2 separate regions of the Homo sapiens genome follow, and region 2 is linked to region 1. A link is an interaction called in ENCODE POLR2A ChIA-PET data of the cell type or tissue named here. Cell type or tissue: Panc1. All regions are shown on one strand.

The links. Peaks named below come from ENCODE experiments on the same cell type or tissue, not always from the same donor. Only the 100,000 strongest peaks of a DNase experiment are listed, where the experiment ranks them.
Region 2: POLR2A ChIA-PET joins it to region 1 with 6 read pairs; 2 of 35 experiments call an interaction of 5 or more read pairs at or near these places.

The regions. Positions count from the first base shown.
Region 1 is chr4:102,976,024-102,984,023 of GRCh38, forward strand. The region is part of intron 3 of SLC9B1 (solute carrier family 9 member B1); the gene reads right to left. Among named protein-coding and RNA genes, the nearest start is that of SLC9B1, 40 kb to the right of the region's middle. In Panc1, no CTCF peak of the experiment used is centred here; no DNase peak of the experiment used is centred here.
Region 2 is chr4:102,812,666-102,820,665 of GRCh38, forward strand. All of the region lies in intron 2 of UBE2D3 (ubiquitin conjugating enzyme E2 D3), which reads right to left. Among named protein-coding and RNA genes, the nearest start is that of UBE2D3, 11 kb to the right of the region's middle. In Panc1, no CTCF peak of the experiment used is centred here; a DNase peak (open chromatin) is centred at 3,536.

The DNA.
Region 1 (8,000 bases):
ATATGGAAGACAAGAAAGGAAGAAGCAGTGAGGGAAGAAGAAAACCAGTTGGTGCCTCAGAATTAGAAAAAAAAGACAAGTGTTTCAATAAGAGAGTGATCATTGGTGTCAAAAGCTGGAAAGATCTTGAATACGATGCAGACAGAAACGTTCACTGGATTTGGTTAATACACTTAGTCAGATAAACCCCAGCAATTTCACCAGTTACGGTCGTTTTCATACTCCAGAGATGAAGGATAACATTTACTAGCCTACGTAATATTCTAGGTCTTGAATGTAGATATCAGTATTGATTTACTTTGAACTTCTACTTTAAAATCAAGAAATTAAGTCTCTTCTGAAATTCAAAGATATTATCATTTCTTAACAGTCATCAATAGTTTTCATGACATCTCATTTGAAGCAATAACTAATTTATATTGCATTAGCTAATTTAATAAATGGTTTCTGAAAGACTATATGCAAGGATAGGTCCCAGTCATAAAGAGCTAATACCTGCTTTGAAGGAACTTACAATTAATTTAATAAAAAAGACAGAAATGTTGTACAAATTAAAATGGCATAAGTGCCAAAGTAAAACTGGAAAATCTGGAAAAAAATCATAGGTTCTTGAAAGATGAAATTTCAATAGGCAAAGATAAGGACATGGTAAGTTAAGGGATAGGATGGACACAGATATAGCAACGTGAAGTCAAGAGCACATTGAGAGGTAAGTAAATTTGTCCGGATGAAGTGAGATATTTTGGCAGGTGAGAGTGGAAAGAAAATTCATAATTGAAACATGAAGTGTCTTGAATGCTTTGCTAAACTTTAGGAGTAAAATAAACATAAGAAATGTTATGGGCTGGGTGCAATGGCTTATTATCTGTAATCCCAGAACTTTGGGAGGCCAAGGCTGGAAGATGGCTTGAGCCCAGAAGTTGAAGACCAGCCTGGGAAACTCAGGGCAATGCTGTCTCTACAAAAAATTTTAAAAATTATCCAGATATGGTGACATGTGCCTGCAGTCCCAGCTACTCAGTAGGCTGAGGCAGGAGGATCACTTGAGCCCAGGAAGTCAAGGTTGCAGTGAGTTGTGATGGTGCCACTGTACTGCAGCCTGGGCAACAGAGTGAGACTCTGCCTCCAAAAAAAGAAAAAAAAAGAGAGAAATATTATGGAAGTGGAATTGATAGGGCTTATAAACAAACTGAATAACAGCATGAAGAAAAAAGGCCAAGTCAAAGATGCTTATGAGCTCTCTAGGCTGTATAACTGAGACAATATTATAACTTAAAAAAAAAAAAAAAAAAACAGAAAAAAAGGAAGAAGAACAAGAGGAGCAGAGTTTTCTAGTGAGAAGATGAAGATACTTTTGACTACACTGGTGTAAGTGACCTTAAGAGAATTACAAACAGGATTCTGGTTAAATAATTTATTATTATGCTTGTAGTTGAGGGTAGATATTTTGTTTTAGCTCCCTGGCAAACAGAACCTTATAGGTATTCAATAAATGTTTGCTGAGTAAATGACATTTTGATGTATCTAAATTAATGTTACTTCAGGAGAGCACCTAAACACCAATGTTGAGAACGTTTTTGGGAATACTTTAATTATGAACTTTTAGAACACTAGTACAATTTTTTTCTAACAACCAGAAAAATTTCTTGTCCCTAATAATTCTTTTCAATGTGCCATTCTCAGAGCCCCAGCTGGGTGCAGTATATGGCTAAGCAATTAATATGGGACAGCTAGAGTTTTAAAAATATATAGTCTATGAGAAGTTACAAATTTTTAAAAACATATTCTTTTTTTATTATTATACTTTAAGTTTTAGGGTACATGTGCACAATATGCAGGTTAGTTACATATGTATACATGTGCCATGTTGTTGTGCTGCACCCATTAACTCGTCATTTAACATTAGGTGTATCTCCTAATGCTATCCCTCCCCACTACACCCACCCCACAACCATCCCTGGTGTGTGATGTTCCCCTTCCTGTGTCCATGTGTTCTCACTGTTCAATTCCCATCTAAGAGTGAGAATAAGAGGTGTTTGGTTTTTTGTCCTTGCGATAGTTTGCTGAGAATGATGGTTTCCAGCTTCATCCATGTCCCTACAAACGACATGAACTCATCATTTTTTATGGCTGCATAGTATTCCATGGTGTATATGTGCCACATTTTCTTAATCCAGTCTATCATTGTTGGACATTTGGCTTGGTTCCAAGTCTTTGCTATTGTGAATAGCGCCGCAATAAACATACGTGTGCATGTGTCTTTATAGCAGCATGATTTATAATCCTTAAATGGGATCTAATTAAACTAAAAAGCTTCTGCACAGCAAAAGAAACTACCATCAGAGTGAACAGGCAACCTACAGAATGGGAGAAAATTTTTGCAATCTACTCATCTGACAAAGGGCTGATATCCAGAATCTACAATGAACTCAAACAAATTTATAAGAAAAAAACAAACAATCCCATCAACCAGTGGGCGAAGGATATGAACAGACTTCTCAAAAGAAGACATTTATGCAGCCAAAAGACACATGAAAAAATGCTCAATATCACTGGCCATCAAAGAAATGCAAATCGAAACCACGATGAGATACCATCTCACACCAGTTAGAATGGTGATCATTAAAAAGTCAGGAAACAACAGGTGCTGGAGAGGATGTGGAGAAATAGGAACACTTTTACACTGTTGGTGGGAGTGTAAACTAGTTCAACCATTATGGAAGTCAGTGTGGCGATTCCTCAGGGATCTAGAACTAGAAATACCATTTGACCCGGCAATCCCATTACTGGGTATATAACCAAAGGATTAAAAACGTGTTCTTATTTTTAGGATAATACTACAAAACTTTTCTAAAATAAATGCTCTAAAACTTTTTATTTGCTCTCTAGTATTTATTGATATGGTTAGCTTTCTGGTTTCTTAATTTACCGTACATGGTTATACTCATTATTAAAAGCTTTTTAAATATGATGCTGTGAAAGGTGTTACAGAGAGCAACTGCATAAATAGTTCTACTTATGACAGGGTAAAAACCACTGAGCAAACATACTTAATTGAATGGATGACTTCTTGGGGAATAAAAAAGCATTATAATGTAAAACTGTAGGTGAAAACCCTTCTCAAGTTCATTGATGTTAGAGACAAACGTTTTCAACTCTTTTCATTTCCTATTTGCTCTTTGCCAAGATTGGAATAGTAAGTAGTTAACCTGATTGGTGAGAACCTCATAGTTATTGAGCCATATCCTAGAATCAGTAGGTAGGTTTCTTTTGCCTCAAAAGTGAGAAATCCATTCCTCTGTCTGTTTTGCATTGTTTGGATGAGTAAACTCTCCTCTTTTCATTTGTTATTCTCAGTAGTAAACACATGTGGGTCAGGACCCCTCTAAAAGGCATCCATTTCTCTTCTCCAGCCTCTAGTGAACTCCAGTCTGCTCATGATAGTGTTTTTGAGGCAAGTCCTTCCTCATAGTTAACTGCGTACTCAAAGTCTGCTCTGAAGGATCAGCTTTCCAGACAGGAGGAGACACGATCTATGGAGAAGCCTTATGTTTACTCCATTTTTCCAAGGAGATCTTACTTGGGGGAAGCACTGGCCCTCCACTAATGGAACTATGTTCATCCCCACTTGGCTCCTTAGTGTCTGTTCTCTACTGACTATAACCCAGAAGGAATGTGGATATTATTGTATTTTTAATAGGCTTTATTTTTTAGAGCAGTTTTAGGCTCACAGCAAAATTGAGCAGAGATTACAGAGAGATCTCAAAAATCCCCGCTCTCTACAACCTACAGAATGGGAGAAAATTTTTGCAATCTATCCATCTGATAAAGGTCTAATATCCAGAGTCCACAAGGAAGTTAAACAAATTTACAAGAAAAAAAACAAACAACCCCATTAAAAAGTGGGTAAAGGACATGAGCAGACACTTCTCGAAAGAAGACATTTATGCAGCCAGCAAACGTATGAAAAAAAGCTCAACCTCACTGATCATTAGAGAAATGCAAATCAAAACCACAATGATTTACCATCTTATGCCAGTCAGAATGGTGATTATTAAAAAGTCAAAAAACAACAAATGCTGGTGATGTTCAGAGAAAAAGAAACACTTTTACACTGTTGGTGGGAATTTACATTAGTTCAACCATTGTAGAAGACAGTGTGGCAATTCCTCAAAGATCCAGGAGCAGAAATACCATTTGACCCAGCAATCCCATTACTGGGTATATACCCAAAGGAATATAAATCATTCTATTATGAAGACACATGCACATGGATGTTCACTGCAGCACTATTCACAATAAAAAAGATGTGGAATCAACATAAATGCCCATCAATGATAGACTGCATAAAGAAAATGTGGTACATATACCATGGATACTATGCAGCCATAAAAAGGAATGAGATCGTGTCCTTTGCAGGGACATGGATGGAGCTGGAAGCTGTTATCTTCAGCAAACTAATGCAGAAACAGAAAACCAAATAACACATGTTTTCACTTATATGTGGGAGCTGAATGATGAGAACACATGGGGGGAACAACACACACTGGGGCTTGTTGAGGGGGTTGAGGGACGGAGAGCATTAGGAAGAATAGCTAATGGATGCTGAGCTTAATACCTAGGTGATGGATTGATCTGTGCAGCAAACCACCATCGCACATGTTTACCCATGTAACAAACCTGCACATCCTGCATATGTACCCTGGAACTTAAAATAAAAGTTGATGAAAAAAAAATCCCGGCTCCCACACACTTCCTCTATGACCAACATTCCACACCAGAGTGGTCCATTTGTTAGAATTGATAAACCTATATTAACACATCATGGTCACCCAAAGTTCAGAGTTTACATTAGGTTCCCTCTTGGGTTTGTATGTTCTATGGCTTTTAACAAATGTATAATGACATATTTCCATCATTATAATATCATACAAAATAGTTTCACTGCCCTAAAAATCCTCTGGGCTCTGCCTGCTCATCCCTCCCTCCTCTCAATTCCTGACAACCACTGATCTTTTTACTGTGTCCATAGTTTTGCCCCTGTTAGAATGTCATATAGTTGGACTCGCACAGAATGTAGCTATTTCAGATTGGCTTCTTTCACTTAGAAACATGCATTTAAGTTTACTCCAAGTTGTCTCATTGCTTGATAGGTCATTTCTTTTCAGTATTGAATAATATTCCACTTTCTAGATGTACCACAGTTTATTTATTCACTCACCTAATGAAAGACATTTTGATTGCTTCTGAATTTTGATAATTATCAATAAGGTTGCCATAAACATCCATGTTTATGTGCAGGTTTTTGTGCGGACTTAAGTTTTCAGCTCATTTGGGTAAATATCAAGGAGTGTAATTGCTGGATTGTATGGTAAGTCTTTTTATTTTTGCAAGAAACTGCCAAACTATCATCCAAAGGGGCTGTACAGTTTGTACAACTCCCACCTGCAATGAATGAAAGTTCCTGTTGCTCCGTACCCTTGCCAAGATTTAGTGGTGTCAGTGTTTTGGATTATGGCCATCCTAATAGGTGTGTAGTGGTCTCTCACTGTTGTGTTAATTTACAATTACCTAATGACCTATCATGTTGAGCATCTTTTCATAAGCTTACTTGCCATCTGTATATCTTATTTCGTGAGGTTCCTGTTGCAGTGTTGTGTTCATTTTTTAATCTGGTTGTTTGTTTTCTTTTTGGTGAAGTTTTAGAGTTCTTTTTATATTTTGATAACAGTCTTTATCAAATATGTCCTTTGCAAATATTTTCTTCCAATCTGTTGCTTGTCTTTTCATTCTCTTGAAAGTGTATTCCACAGAGCATAGATTTTTTTCCCTTCTCTTTCACAGAAGGGAACAGCATGGAAGAACATACATTTTAATGTTAAGGAAATCAAGTTTATCTATTATTTCTTTCATGGAGTGTGCCTTTGATATTATACCTAAAACTCATTACCATACCAAAGGTCATCTAGATTTTCTATGTTACCATCTACATTTATAGATCTGTGTTTTACATTCAAGTCTATGATATGTTTCGAGGTAATTTTGTGGAAAGTTTTAAGGTCTATGTATAGATTCCTTTTTTTTTTTGCATCCATGTGGAGGTCCATATGTTTTGTCATGATGTATAGTTGAAAAGATTATGTTTGCTCCATTGTATTGCCTTTATTCCTTTGTCAAAGATCAGTTGACAATATTTTTGTGGGTCTATTTCTGGACTCTATTCTGTTTGATTGATCTCTTTGTCTAGTCTTTTACCAATACCACATTGTCCTGATTATCGTAGCTTTACAGTAAGTCTTGAAGTTGGGTAATGTCAGTTCTCTGATTTTGTTTCTCTCTTTCAATGTCGAGTTGGCTTTTCTGGGTCTTTTGCCTGCCCAAACAAATTTTTAAATAAATTTGTTCATATCCACAAAATAACTTTCAGGAATTTTGATTGGGATTGCATTGAATCAAGTTAGGAAGTACTGACATCTGACAATACTAGTCTTTCATGAACATAAAATATTTCTCAATTTATTTAGTTCTTTTATTTATTTCATCAGAGTTTTATAGTTATTACTCAAATAGATCTTGTATATATTTTTGTTAGACATATATCTAAGATGTTAATTTTTGTGGTGCTAATGTAAATGGTGCTGTTTTTAATTTCAAATTCCATTTGTTCACTGTGGCACATAGGAAAACAATTGACTTTTGTATATTAATCTTGTACCTGCCATCTTACTCACTTAGTAGTTGTTCCAGGAGTTTTTTTTACATGATTCTTTTAGAATTTTTACCGATACAATCATCTTATCTGTAAACAAAGACAAATTTATTTCTTCCTTCCTAACCTGTATACCTTTTATTTACTTTCCTTGTCATAATTCATTAGTTGGACTTCCAGTACAATGTTGAAAAGAAGTGGTAAGAGGAGGCATCCTTACCTTGTTACTGATCTAGAAGAAAAGCTTCTAGTTTTTCACCAATGAGTACAATGTTACCTGTAGGATTTTAGTAGATAGTTTTTATGCAGTTGAGGAAGTTTCCACTCTATTCTAGCTTGCTGATAGTTTTTTATTTTTAATCATGATTGGGCATTGGATTTTGTCAGATACCTTTCTGCATCTACTGATATGATCATGTGATTTTTCTTCCTTAGCCTGTTGATGTGATGGATTACATTACTTAATTTTTGAATGATGAACTAATCTCATATATCTGGGATAAATCCCACTTGGTCATGGTCATGGTGTATCCTTTTTATATGCTGTTTAATTCAATTTGTTAATACTTTGTTAAGAATTTTTGCATCTATGTGCATGAGAGATATTGGTCTGTAGATATTGGTTCTATAATGTTTTTGCCAGATTTTGATATTAGGAATGCTGACCTTATAGAATAAATTGGAAAGTATTCCTTCTGCTTATGTCTTCTAGAAATAGCTGAGAAAATTGTATAATTTCATCCTTAAATGTTTTGTAGAATTTATCAGCGAATCCACCTGGGCCCAGTACATTCTGTTTTGGAAAGAAACACTGATTCAATTTCTTTAATAGTTATAGGCCTATTCATATTATCCACTTCCTCTTCTGAGTTTTGGCAGATTGTGTCTTTCAAGGAATTGGTCCTTTTTATCTAGGTTATTGAATTTGTGGGAATAAAGTTGTTCATAGTATTACTTTATTATCCTTTTAATGCCCATGGGATCTGTAGCAATGTCTTCTCTTTTATTTCTGATATAAGTAATGTGTGTCTTCTCTCATATTTTTCTTAGTTAGTTTGGCTAAAGGCTTATCAATTGTGTTGATCTTTTCAAAGAACCAGGTTTTTGTTTCATTGAATTTATTGATTTCCTGTTTTTAATTGTACTGATATCTACTCTAAATTATATTACTTTTTTTCTTCTGCTTACTTTGAACTCAATTAGCTCTTTTCTTTCTAGCTTCCTGAGGTGGAAGCTTAATTTATTCATTTTAGATCTTTCTTTTTTTCTATTAAGAAATATTATCAAATGC
Region 2 (8,000 bases), 160 kb before region 1:
AAAGCTCTTTCAATGGAGCTGCTATTTTTATTGGGTAAGTTTGTATTCTGTAGCAGCATGGAATAAAATTGAAATTTCGAGAAACACTGAAAAAGAAAAGAGACTACATAAAGTGTTTTTGTCTTATTAAAAAAGAATTGAGACTTTGTCCCATTTAACAGGATTTGCTCTAAGCTTTTAAGACACCTTAGCTCCCAGAGGGCATTTTGCCATTTAAAAAATTATAGTATTATAGACTACAGTCAATGGGGGTTATTAATTTAAACCTTATTAACCTCAAAAGTGCTACTTTCAACAAGATTAAGTAAGACTATTAGAGATATTAGCAAAACAGCACTGAGAAACAGGGCTAGGAAACTAGAGTACACAAATACGGACTAAGAATAATTGTACTACCTTTAAAAATGTTAAGATGATCAACACAAAGTTTTAACTGCTCTAATAGTATCTTTTTTAAAAAATGAAGTTTTGATTAAAGTTGTTTAGTTAAAAGTCCACCAATCCTCTCCCCTTTTAAAAAAGTGATGGGAATCTCACTATGTTGCCCAAGCCGGACTACAGTGGCTATTCACAGGCGGAATCACAATCATAAGGCACTATAGCCCAGAACTCCTGGGCTCAAGGGATCCTCTTGCCTCAGCCTCTTAAGCAGCTGGAGTTGCAGGTACGCATCACTATGTACAGCAATTTGTTGAACAATAAATGTACATTTTTAATTGTAAAATTAAACAATGAATTTTGTTGATTGACTCCATGTGGGAAGAAAAGGTGACGCTAAGATTTTTGGCCTGAGCAAAGCATGAGATTGGCATTAAGTAAAATGGTCAACTTACAGGTGAAGCTTGTGGGCAGATGTAGAGATAAAGTAAGTAAAATAGGATAATGTAAGTAAAGACTCAATTTGAAAAGTATATATACAAGTTGAGAACAGGCTGGGAACAAATACAAAGTATCATTAATAAACAAATGATGTTTATAGCCATTCAACTTGGTGAGAGCACTCCTGGAACAGAAGGTCCTAGGAGTTAACACTGGACTAATTTAACGCTAAGAAAGGGAACCTTGGCCAGTAACCTGAAAAGTTAAAAAGAAATAAAGAATGTGAAGAAAGGCTTTGTCACAATAAACAACACTGCAGGAAAATTAAGAGGCAAATATTTGCCTCTTATATTCAAAATACACTTCAGAAAATGGCCAGTTGTTCGGGAATGGTCAGTCTAGATTAATGCCATAAAACAAACAACAAAAATAGAGTAGACAAGGAGAATTGTCCTGATATGCTGTGCCAATTCACTTTGGAAACTCATCACAACTACTTACAAGGTTGCCAGAGATCCCAAGATTCACAATTTTAAGACTGTATATCACACACCCTTTATATGCTTGTCTGTATAGATATACCCTCATGTCTTCCACATATTCAGAAATGGAAGAAAATTCATTCCAAATACTATTGATTCTGATCAGTGGGAATTACAGAAATTCATATCGCAGTTCAACAATCTGTAAAAGAAACTACATGGCTTTTGGCCTTCAAAAAATTGTAACAGAAAATATTAACTGAACCAAATCAGTATTTCAGAAGCTTTTTTTTTTTTGCAACTTAAATTATCCACTATTAAGAAAATGACTTTTTTTTTTGAGATGGAGTCTCCCTCTGTCATCCAGGCTGGAGTGCAGTGGTGTGATCTTGGTTCACTGCAACCTCCTCCTCCCAGGTTCAAGTGACTCTCCTGCCTCAGCCTCCTGAGTAGCTGGAATTACAGGCACATGCCACCACACCTGGCTATTCTTTTTTTTTTTTTTTTTTTTGTAGTTTTACTAGAGATGGGGTTTCACCATGGCCAGGCTGATCTCGAAATCCTGACCTCAAGTGATCCGCCTGCCTCGGCCTCCCAAAGTGCTAGGAATACAGGTGTGAACCACTGCACCAGGCCTGCAGTCTTACTTTTAATCTTACACAGGCCTACTTTTTCTCATGGTTCTCTTCTCATCTCTGAAATAGGAATCACTACCTGGCACATAATGGACTGGTACTTAACAAGCAGACCATGTGTAGACCACCCATCCTGAACCAAGATTCCTGGGCAAGGCTCTTAATTCATCTGTTACTGAACAAAAGCAAAACTGCTCCACACATGGGCCACATAATATAGCCACTTGTTTATTTAAATTTTTGACCTATGTGATAAATCCTGATGCTCAGTTGTCTAAAAATGTCTTTGTAAGCATCTGAATATACCTAATACTGAAATAAGAGTTTAAAAAGCTGACAACACAATCCAAGTTTTACATTTATTTACTCATAATTAACTCAATAAACATACTAGATTTTACATTTAATATATGTTAAAATGTCTGAACAAAAATATTTAGCGTAATTTTCTTTTTTTTGGAGATGGAGTTTCACTCTTGTCGCCCATGGTGGAGTACAATGGCACAATCTTGGCTCACTGCAACCTCTGCCTCCTGGGTTCAAGTGATTCTCCTGCCTCAGCCTTCCGAGTAACTGGAACTAGAGATGTGCGCCACCACACCCGGCTAATTTTTTGTATTTTTAGTAGAGACGGGGTTTCACCATGTTGGCCACACTGGTCTCAAACTCCTGACCTCAGGTGATCACCTTGGCCTCCCAAAGTGCTGGGATTACAGGCGTGAGCCACCGTGCCTGGCCAGAATAAATATTAAGATAAAATATTTTAATTTTAAAATAAAAATCAATGTAATCATGGTTGTTCTAAACACAATACCCAATAATGTTGGAATACTTCATTATAAATAAAACTAAAGGTCAGAAAACTATGAAGTTGACCTAGAATATAAACACCATACTACTTCAACATTACACATTTCAATTACAAAGAAAGTAAGAAAGTATTTCTTATAGAATAAATGAGTTTTCGGCACACTGATATTTATCCATCACTAAGCCTTTAAATGCTAGCATTATCATCCTTTTAGAGTGAAGGTATAATTTCAGCTAGTTAACACTGGGTTTCAGCTCTTCACTCCTGTAATTTCAGGTTCTTGTTACTCTCCTAACATTTCTAAATGCCTTACTTTCGAAGTTCTCCATCACCAAGACATCTCTTTAGTAATAATCAAAGAGATAAAATCAGCCCAATACACTTACCTACTTTAAATTCAATATAGAAAAATGACCTAAGTATTTTAACAATCAAAACAAAGGTCTTTTTTAAAGATAAAAATGCTGTTCTTATTTCACCACTTTCTTTCTTGCCATTTAAATAGTATCTAATATTACTATTTAAAGTACCACTTAGTACCCAATAGTAACAAAACCATGCACAAGCACTTACCTTTGAGCTACCAAATAATTTTTGTAACATTATATGCCCACAGAATGAGCAAGACAGTATCGTAGGAAAAAAAAGTGAGAAAAGAGTAAGTCATAGCAGATGCTCTTTGTAGCTAGCAGACATTTTGTCTACTCAATAAACCATCTTACTCATGAATTCCTTTTCCCTTACTCCAAATCATGTGACTGTAGTCCTGGGTCAGCCATCATTAACCAATTATTTGGACATGACTAACCACAGAATTTTGTTCCCTCAGCTGGGACCCAACTATTAGTCCATTGTCCATCCCAACCTAAGAGTTTCCAAATCAAAGGGACATTCTTCCTTCTATAATCAAGAGCTATAAGAATGTGACCCATAGCTGTTGACAGGCACGTGTCATGGACTTACATGGTAAAGTCAAAAGCTAAAGAGACCATATTCAACAGCAGCAATAACAAAGAGCTGACTTTCCATACAGATGTGCAATTTTGGTTCCTGAGGTTGTAGCTTGCTCTGGTTCCTACACCTATTCCATTCATTGTTAACTATCCCAGTTTCCTTCTAATAAATCCCTTATTTAATCTGGATTATATTAAGGAGTTAAAAAATATATACAGCAGTAGTGAGAGACCAAATCTGAATACCAATTATGTAGATTTTATGCCACTTCAAACACAATTTAGTTTTTGAGTTTTGCTGAAAAACATGTAAGAAATCTAAATGAAGCTAAGTCTTAAAATTGAATTAGGAGTAACAAGGTTAACTTTCACACTGGAGGTTAATTTAAATCCATTTCTAAAATGAAAATGTAATGTTAATTTCACCATCAAAACATTCATTCATTCATAGGAACATTGCCTTTTTGGTGCCATGCATGTTAGGTATAAAAACACCAAGATAATTAAGATAGAAATGCCTCCTCAGACTCAGCTAACAGAAAGCAGGTGCAAGACAAAACAAAAATTATACTTTAACAACCTACATGCTTAAAATAAAGGGACTCAAATGCTCTGAGAATCCTGAAAAACCAACCACTAACTTTTCCTGGGTTTAGAGGAGTGCCATTTGAGCTGGCTCTTGATGGAAAAATAAGCAGGCATTTACCAAGAACAAGGAGTGAGAGAAGCATTCTAGGTAGAGAAACTCAAAGTCAGGAGTGTCAAAGAACACAGGGCATAAAAATTTGCCAGAACAAATACTGCAGAGTTTGGTATACCAGACAGAGTACACCAGGAGAGTGGCAGATTTAGCTAAAAAGGCAGGTTATGACTTGATCTTTTAAAAGAGCCCTTGAATTTAGTCAGACTATTCCAAAGGCAATGGGAAATCACTGATGGTTTCGAAATAGAAGACAAATGAGTTTTGATTTTTAAATATACTAGCAGTCGTACACCACAAGTGTTTAACTGTACTCTTATAACCACTTTACGGAAATAGAGCTCATCTTCTCTGTTTTACAGTTGAGTCCCTTAAGAGAGGGGAAAGAAATGATTACATTCAAGCATAGAACATGTTCAGCTTTAGGATAGGTGAACTAAGTGTACCTACTAACAACTTAAAAATTTGGACTAGGGGTAAGTTTCAAAAAGGTTCCTTTCTCAACAGGGTGTCCTTGCAAAGATAATTTAATGTTTGGCAAACTGAGGGAAAAAAATTCTCAACTGCACCAAACTATTACTCAATGCTCCAGAATGAACACGATATGGAAAACTAATGTTTTCCTTAGTATTTATTTCCGCATAACCATCCACCGTTAGTCTGTATCTCATTATTCGTACGTAGTGTGAATCCAGTACTATTTTTCAAGTTACATGGCCTGAGAAAATGATTCTATCCCACAGCAAGACTATTTACTGGACTGGAAATCAATTTCCAACGACACCCATACTCAGCATTTTTAAAAGTAATTTTGTCTACGATAGTCACCTAACAAAATGTTTTTAGAGCCTAAAGTTTCACAGGCTTCAGGGACAAAAACACTAAAAAATTACACAATTGAAATTTTCAGCTTATTCCTTCCTAGCAGTCTAGAGGAAGAGGAACAGTGCCAAGAACCAGAAGGAACAGCTCTCACACGGCACCTGTAAAATTTTTTTATACTGTGCTGACTACCCCTCACCTAAGGGGAACAGCATTACTCAACTATTAAGGCCACTGAAACAGGAAAATGTTTGGTTGGGGACACTGACTTACTTTAGGAATTGCTCAAGGTTCCACTCACGTTGAAGGGACACTAAGATCAAGCACATACAATCAGGGTACAACACTAAGAAACTGTACTAGCTATAAAAAGAACAAAAGGTTGGACATTTCTTTTCCACAGAGTGCTCTTTTAGGAAACTTTCTCCTTTTAGTGTCATCTTCCTCTGAGCTGCTTCTCCTCAAACTTTCTGCACACTTGGCTAGTGTGAGAATCCAGACCTTCTCACTGGAAAAAATACTTGTATTTAAAAGCCTTAAAAAACCTATAGGAAAAGAAGTCAAGGAGACCCCTCTGCCTTCTTTCTAAGCTAGGTAAATGAGACCCTCTCAAAGCTCTCACATGGTCTAGTTCGCCTCATTAGTTAAAACACTACAAAGAAATTTGAGACAGCAACAGACTTTACACAACTGAGTTGTTTGCCTATTTCCTGAAGACCTGGTGGGCACCATGGTAGAAAATAGGGCAGGATTTTTTTCACCAAAAAAATCTCTCTAAAAGGCAACCAACAGGTACAGCTTAAGCCACTGGTGAGTGTTCTCATCTGGAAGTACATGATTTAAGCAGTAATGGGTTTGGTCACTATTTTTTTTTTTATTCTGAAACATTCCTTACATGAGATTTTTAATACAAAGCCTGCAAATGGTTTATCTTGAGGAAGACCTTTACTGTAGTCACTATGGGATATGGGATTTAACAGTTGATTGTTGGAGATGTTAAACTATGCTTTCTGCTTCTCTATTCTCTATCTTCCTCATTCAATGATAAGTGGTACTAGCAGTGGTGACCAACCACAGGCTACAAAGAACAGTAGGCCAAGGTATTGAAAACATTAAAGACCTGAAAGGATGCTAGGAGAAACATAAGAATGTCCCCTCCCTTGCTGGGCGTGGTGGCTCACGCTTGTAATCCTAGCACTTTGGGAAGCCAAGGCAGGCGGATCACCTGAGGTCAGGAATTCAAGACCAGCCTGGCCAACATCGTGAAATCCCATCTCTACTAAAATATAAAAATTAGCCGGGCATGATGGCGGGTGCCTGTAATCCCAGCTACTCGAGAGGCTGAGACAGGAGAATTGCTTGAACCCAGGAGACGGTGGTTGCAGTAAGCCGCAGTTGCGCCACTGCACTCTAGCCTGGGCAGCTGACCAAGACTCCGCCTCAAAAAAAAAAAAAAAAATTCCCTCCTTTCAAAGAGCTTATAAATTGGAAATACTAAAAATATTTATTCACAAATATTTATGAATATTATGAATATTCATGAAGCTACAGAGCAGCCATGTTCCAGGAGCCCAATAAGTATCTGAACATTCGGTTAACTTTCTTTCAATGACAGCCAGTATCTGTTCATCAGATCAACATAACCAAAAGGTAGCATTTATGAAAACAAGGTTTTAAGTGTCAACCCTATTAAAGCGTAACGCCATAAATAACTTATTCTAGGTTTCATCCCCCCAAGGCTTGTCAAAATTCAAAAGCCTATATAGTGGCAAGGCCAAGTTCATGGATTCTACCTTTAAGACAGTAAAATTATCACCACGATGTTCCACAAATCATTTGTTATCCCAATCTCTACCATCTATTTTGCACGTCATCACACAAAGGTCATACAGAGGACAGAACGCAGTAGTATAGATACATTTCCTCTCAGCACTTTCCGGAAAACTAAAAGCTTATGCCATTACTAAAGGTTAATTTCTTGTATTCTATTTGAGAGTCTATTTCTTTCAGAACTAAAGACAAGATTTACATGACTCAAAAGACAAGATTTGTATGACTGTGAATCAGCATTATAAAAACAGCCCTTGCCTCAAAAACCTATACTGAGCAACACAAAACACTGCTTTGGGGACTGGAAGAGATGATAAAATGAGGTGGGAAACAAAGGGAGTAAGTGCCTTAAGAAATTTTAAGAATCATCCTCAAGAAGACTTTACAACCAACCTAGAAAAATACAAAGGTGCGAACCAACAATAGAGGTCGAAGTGCAGTGCAATTAGCTGTCCATCAGGCAGACAGTAACTACTGTAACTGTTCATATAAAGATCTGGTTTACTATAAAGTTTTATTAACTTTAATGTTATGAAATGTCTGTATAAAATATGTAGATGCGAATATCAAGGCAGGGAACAACAAACTTCAGAAACATGGTTATTTCAAGAGAAGGATGCTTGGCAAAAAGATATGAACAATTTCACAAAACTCCAAATAGTCCCTTTAAAACACATTTTAATTTGAAATTTCTTCTGAGAAATCCTTTTTTATCTTAAGGTTTAACAGTAGGCACTGCACAGTATCTCACTGCATCACTGACAAGGTATTAACTTCCTGTTTAGTCGTAATTATAGGTGAAACAAGCATGCGTGTTCATTACACAAGGTACTAAGAATGGATTGAATATTACTAATTTTCTTTCGATCACCACTGAAGGTAAAGTCACTTAACATTATTCAAAGCCATTCTTTTGTAAGCATTATTTAAAAATGGGCAAAGAAACCC